Regions from separate parts of the Homo sapiens genome. Here region 2 is linked to region 1. A link is an interaction called in ENCODE POLR2A ChIA-PET data of the cell type or tissue named here. Cell type or tissue: B cell. All regions are shown on one strand.

Region 1 (2,500 bases):
GCCTCGGGGATGTGGAGCACAGGGGTCCCACCGCCGCCACTGCTGCTCCCACAACCCCTCCTGCCGCCACCGCCCACACCTCCCGGCTGCAGCAGGCTTGATGGCAGCAGCTACTCCGGACGGTCCACACTGCCATCACTGGAAACAGGTTGTGCCCAGTTAGCGGTTAATTTATTCTACTTGGCTGACGTCTGAAAGAATTAATGCAGCTAATCTTTCCAAGTGATCATCAGTCTTTAGGAGTCCATAGAGTACCCTACTGGTCATCCGAAGGAAGTCCTGTTAGTTTAGAAGGACAGGTCTACATACGAACCACAGCATATCCATAAATTAAGCCGTGTCTTGAAGTGGATGTGAATGATAATCGTTGGCCTTTTTTTGTGACACGTAGAAGCAGACTACATGTGGTATTTATTGACTTATACAATGTTTCCGTCATGTTTACAAAATGCTGTGTGCTGTGGGGGACATATCGTTACCTTTCTTTAAGGTGAAAGCTGTGGGAGTCTAACAGGAAACAGAAATCTCAGTGTCAGTCACTTACTATGCAAAGCATTTGGCATACATTTCTTTTTTTTCTTTTTTTTTTCTTGAAACGGTGTCTCGCTCTGTCGCCCAGGCTGGAGGGCAGTGGCGCGATCTCGGCTCACTGCAAGCTCCGCCTCCCGGGTTCACGCCATTATCCTGCCTCAGCCTCTCAAGTAGCTGGGACTACGGGCGCCCGCCTCCACGCCCGGCTAATTTTTTTGTACTTTTTTTTTCAGTAGAGACGGGGTTTCACCGTGTTAGCCAGGATGGTCTCGATCTCCTGACGTCGTGATCCGCCCACCTCGGCCTCCCAAAGTGCTGGGATTACAGGCGTGAGCCAGCGCGCCTGGCCCAGATTAAATGCGGGCTGGGCGCGGTGGCTCACGCCTGTAATCCCAGCACTTTGGGAGGCCGAGGTGGGCGGATCACTTGATGTCAGGAGTTCGAGACCAGCCTGGCCAACATGGTGAAAACCCGTCTCTACTAAAAACACAAGTTAGCCGAGTGTGGTGGCAGGCATTTGTAATACCAGCTACTCAGAAGACTGAGGCAGAAGAATATCTTGAACCTAGGAAGCAGAGGTTGCAGTGAGCTGAGATCCTGCCAGTACACTCCAGCTTGGGTGACAGAGCGAGACTCCGTCTCAAAAAAAAAAAAAAAAAAAAAAAGAGAAGAAAGAAAGAAAAAGAAACACTCATACCTCATTAATGAGAAATAGAAATCTGTAAGGAGGAGGGGGATACCCCGGCTGAATTCCTAGGCCACAGTAAACCACCATTGCAAAATAAAATCTTACCTCATTTTTGATTTTAAATGAGACTGAGGTCACTGGTAAATTTTTGAATACTAACTCGTCACCTAAAAAGGGGAGTTTGATTAGCAAATAGTTAAGCACTTCAGTAATGATATTGAGACTTAATTTCACTGAACATGTTTCCCCCTTTTCTCTTTCTGGGTGTGACTAAATTGCCTACAGCATGCTGCATGGTTGCTGGTAAAACAGGAAATGGGGTAAGTAATTTAGGTAGGGAATTTTTACTACCATTCAAATACAAGCTACCTGGTTCTTAAAGCACTTTTACTACTACAATCTCTATTTTTATAGTGCATTCACTAGCTACTAGAGAAATTAGCACAAAGAACCAATTTTTATTCTATACATTTAGGGTATCAATCTTGTTTCATTAGTTTATTTGCATAGCATATTAGTAGTTTATTAAAGCAGGTTCATTTTTTGTGTGTTTTAATATGAATGTAAATACATGTTTTATATGCATTAGGCACTTATGTAATGTAGTTTGGGCAGTTATTTTTTAAAAATAAATTTTATTTATTATTATTATTTTTTTTTTTTGAGGTGGAGTCTTGTTCTGTCACCCAGGCTGGAGTGCAGTGGTGTGATCTCAGCTCACTGCAACCTCCACCTCGCTGGTTCAAGCGATTCTCCTGCCTCAGCCTCCCAAGTAACTGGGATTACAGGAGCCTGCCACCATGCCTGGCTAATTTTTGTATTTTTAGTAGAGATGGGGTTTCACCATGTTGTCCAGGCTGGTCTTGAACTCCTGATCTCAGGTGATTCACCCGCCTCGGCCTCCCAAAGTGGTGGGATTACAGGCACGAGCCACAGCATGCAGCCTAAAAATAAATTTTATATTGGTCTTAGAAACTAAACTATAAAACTATGTCATAAAAGATAAAAAGTAAATAACTGGTGGAACAACAGTGAGTTTACACATAGGTAAGACATAGAAAACATAGATTCACAATCCTTTATCTGAAACACTTGGAGGCCAAAAGTGTTTTGAAATATAAAATTTTTGGATTTTTAAAATGTGATATGATGTTAGAGATCATGTATATCATTTCCGTCCCCTCCCCCGCCCAGGCTCTGGGGTGGTACTACATAATCAAACATATTAATATTTCTGCAACAAAACATATGAATATTCATAGTAAGTTTGATAAAGTCTCT
Region 2 (2,500 bases), 510 kb after region 1:
TAGAACAAACCTGATGCCCATTCCACTTGGCGGCATTAACCTGCTGCCCCTGGCTTCCAGAGCTCATAGCACTTCCCTGTGGCCACTCTGCTGTGTGCCAGTCACCCCTGCTCTTTAACTAGAGCCTCCTTTTGGCCTGGGTTAAGGCCTGGACTGGGACCTTCCTCTGGAAGCCGTTCGGGGTGTGTAATGTGGTTAGTCATTACCCTCAGTAATTAATCACCCCTGGTAGTAATGAAAACTCACATTCACATTCGACCTGATAGTTTACAGAGGGCTTTTATATACTTCTGTCATTTGAACTTCCCAACAATTCTTACAGGTACTGTTTTTATGCTCATTTTACAGATAGGAATTCCAAGACTCAGAGAAATCAAATGACTATCCCAGAGTTACAATCTAGTGGATAATAGAGCTAGGCCTCCAGTCTCAGACCTCCTTGTTCTTCTGAATCTTGAGGCTTAGATCACATGACTTTTTCACATTGGTGACATACTAGAAATGGGGGTCATTCCTTCCCATAAAGTAAAATGAAATAAAATAAAAGCCAGTAGGTGGGCTAATAGCTGATTTTAACCCTTTTGATGTCTCAAGTTCCTATGCTTAGGGGCCAGGTGTCAGTTTATTGCTCTAAATCAAAACAATCCCCGTAAATGCCCAATGAGGCTCTCAAATTGAGAAGTTGATTTTCATCAGAGTAAATGAAGAATATTATTATATTTTACACATCAATAAATCAATGTAGCCCTAATTTTGCCACACAGGAAATCAATTCCAGTCTTTCTAAATCATCAAAGATGTTATGAACAAAGTAATTTCACAAATTATGGCAAGTAACACATTTATTGATGACTGCAGTTTAGGAATTTAGAATCTGTGAGCACTGTAATATAATATGGTACACCGGCATGAGCTGAGTGAAATACAGATTATATGGTGAAATTGTAATGCATCATTTGCTATTAGTGGACTGGTAATAATTACCAGTTTCAAAGCAGCTCTCTCCATGTAATCTTTAGTCTCAATCGTAACAGCCCTTCTCATTGACATTATGATTACACTAGCTGCCCTCATGATCTAGAATATCTAGTTGATGGGAATACTAAAATGCGATAGTGAAAACTGTATGTTGTATGCTCATTATAAGATAAAATGCCATTTTCTCTGACCTGATGTATGAGAGAGAGGGGAGGATAACATCACAGTGTTAACATACTGTAGCATGATCACATAACTGGCTCTGAAAAAAAGTTTAGGATGCTCAGGGCAGCAAAATAAAATGGACTTTTCTCATTTAAGCCTTTTTGAAAGGATACAAATGAGATCCTTGATGTAGTGCTGTATGCCACAGATTTTGGCATTTATCAATGACTACAATTCATGGCACATGTGAAACCAGCACCACTAATTATGAGTCTAGTCCTGGATTTCAATCGATGTTTTATAAGGTAAAATATAATTTTAAGGCATTTGGAGTGATGAACGTGTTAAGGACTTGGATTATCAGACAAATCTTTTTACTTGCCCAACTCAGATCGTCAGGCTAAATAGGAATGATAGTCACCCAGAGATCTAGGGAGGACAAGGAGGAAGCCACAGAGGATCATGTAGTTGGAACCAGATAGTTTTTTTTCCAGCCTATTTGGGACCCAAGTTATTGTTCAACAACAACAAAAAATTTATAAAAATGTTCTCAATGAAGCTTTTTATTTCCCTTTGAAGAGAGGAGGCAAACAAAAATAGGCAGATAATGTGATACTAATGTCAGCGTTTTCTTTCAAAATCTTTCTGCCTTTTTTCCCCCTTCCACATTAGACAAATGTTTGAAACCTAATTTTGGTATCTTACCATCTAATCTTGTTTAAGAGATTTACCCAGGAGTGAGATATATTGAGTGGGATTATAAATGCGTTGTAAAGTAAATTACAAGGTCAGGGCAGGAGTCCATTATTTAGACAAGTGCTTGAGCGAGGCTGGCTTATTTTGGAATACCAGTGTTTGGGGGCTCCTGAGAAGACCCTGCCGGCTTTTCTTTCTGACTTGCTAAATGGAGGCATCATATAATTGATTAATTCCTCATTCTCACTCTTAACCTCCCTGGTAGATTTTTTTTTTTTTTCCTTCTTAGAAAGTTACTGACAAATACTAGCTGTGGCCTTAAAGAACTCTTGCAGCCCTTCTTTTAAAAGAAGGAGAAAAGTTTGTTATTTCTCAGTTATATTTTAAGGCTTTTTTTTTCAGAATCTCTGGGAAGTTTTGTTTTTCTCATCCTCGTCCTTTGGCTACCATTACTTCTGCCCTTTTTAATGTTGCAGTTGACTAGTAAACTGTTGGTCAGTTATTCCATATATATATATATTTAATGTAGCTATCTCCCCATATATATTTAATTTAGCCATCTCCCCAAATGAAATATTTTGTGAAGTCAAGCTGGCCCTTCTTTGCCAAAGTGGCATTTACCACTCTTGGGTTCTTTTCAGCAAGGGAAATAATGTGACTT

Evidence for each region. Peaks named below come from ENCODE experiments on the same cell type or tissue, not always from the same donor. Only the 100,000 strongest peaks of a DNase experiment are listed, where the experiment ranks them.
Region 2: POLR2A ChIA-PET joins it to region 1 with 5 read pairs; 1 of 35 experiments calls an interaction of 5 or more read pairs at or near these places.

Annotation. Positions count from the first base shown.
Region 1 is chr2:60,970,562-60,973,061 of GRCh38, reverse strand. It overlaps PUS10 (pseudouridine synthase 10), which reads left to right. Exons shown (of 18, transcript NM_144709.4): 5 at 1,505-1,539. Among named protein-coding and RNA genes, the nearest start is that of PEX13, 46 kb to the left of the region's middle. In B cell, no CTCF peak of the experiment used is centred here; DNase peaks (open chromatin) are centred at 541 and 1,361; H3K4me3 peaks cover 1,683 bases; H3K27ac peaks cover 2,459 bases.
Region 2 is chr2:60,463,542-60,466,041 of GRCh38, reverse strand. The region is part of intron 3 of BCL11A (BCL11 transcription factor A); the gene reads left to right. Among named protein-coding and RNA genes, the nearest start is that of MIR4432HG, 73 kb to the right of the region's middle. In B cell, no CTCF peak of the experiment used is centred here; no DNase peak of the experiment used is centred here; H3K27ac peaks cover 2,500 bases.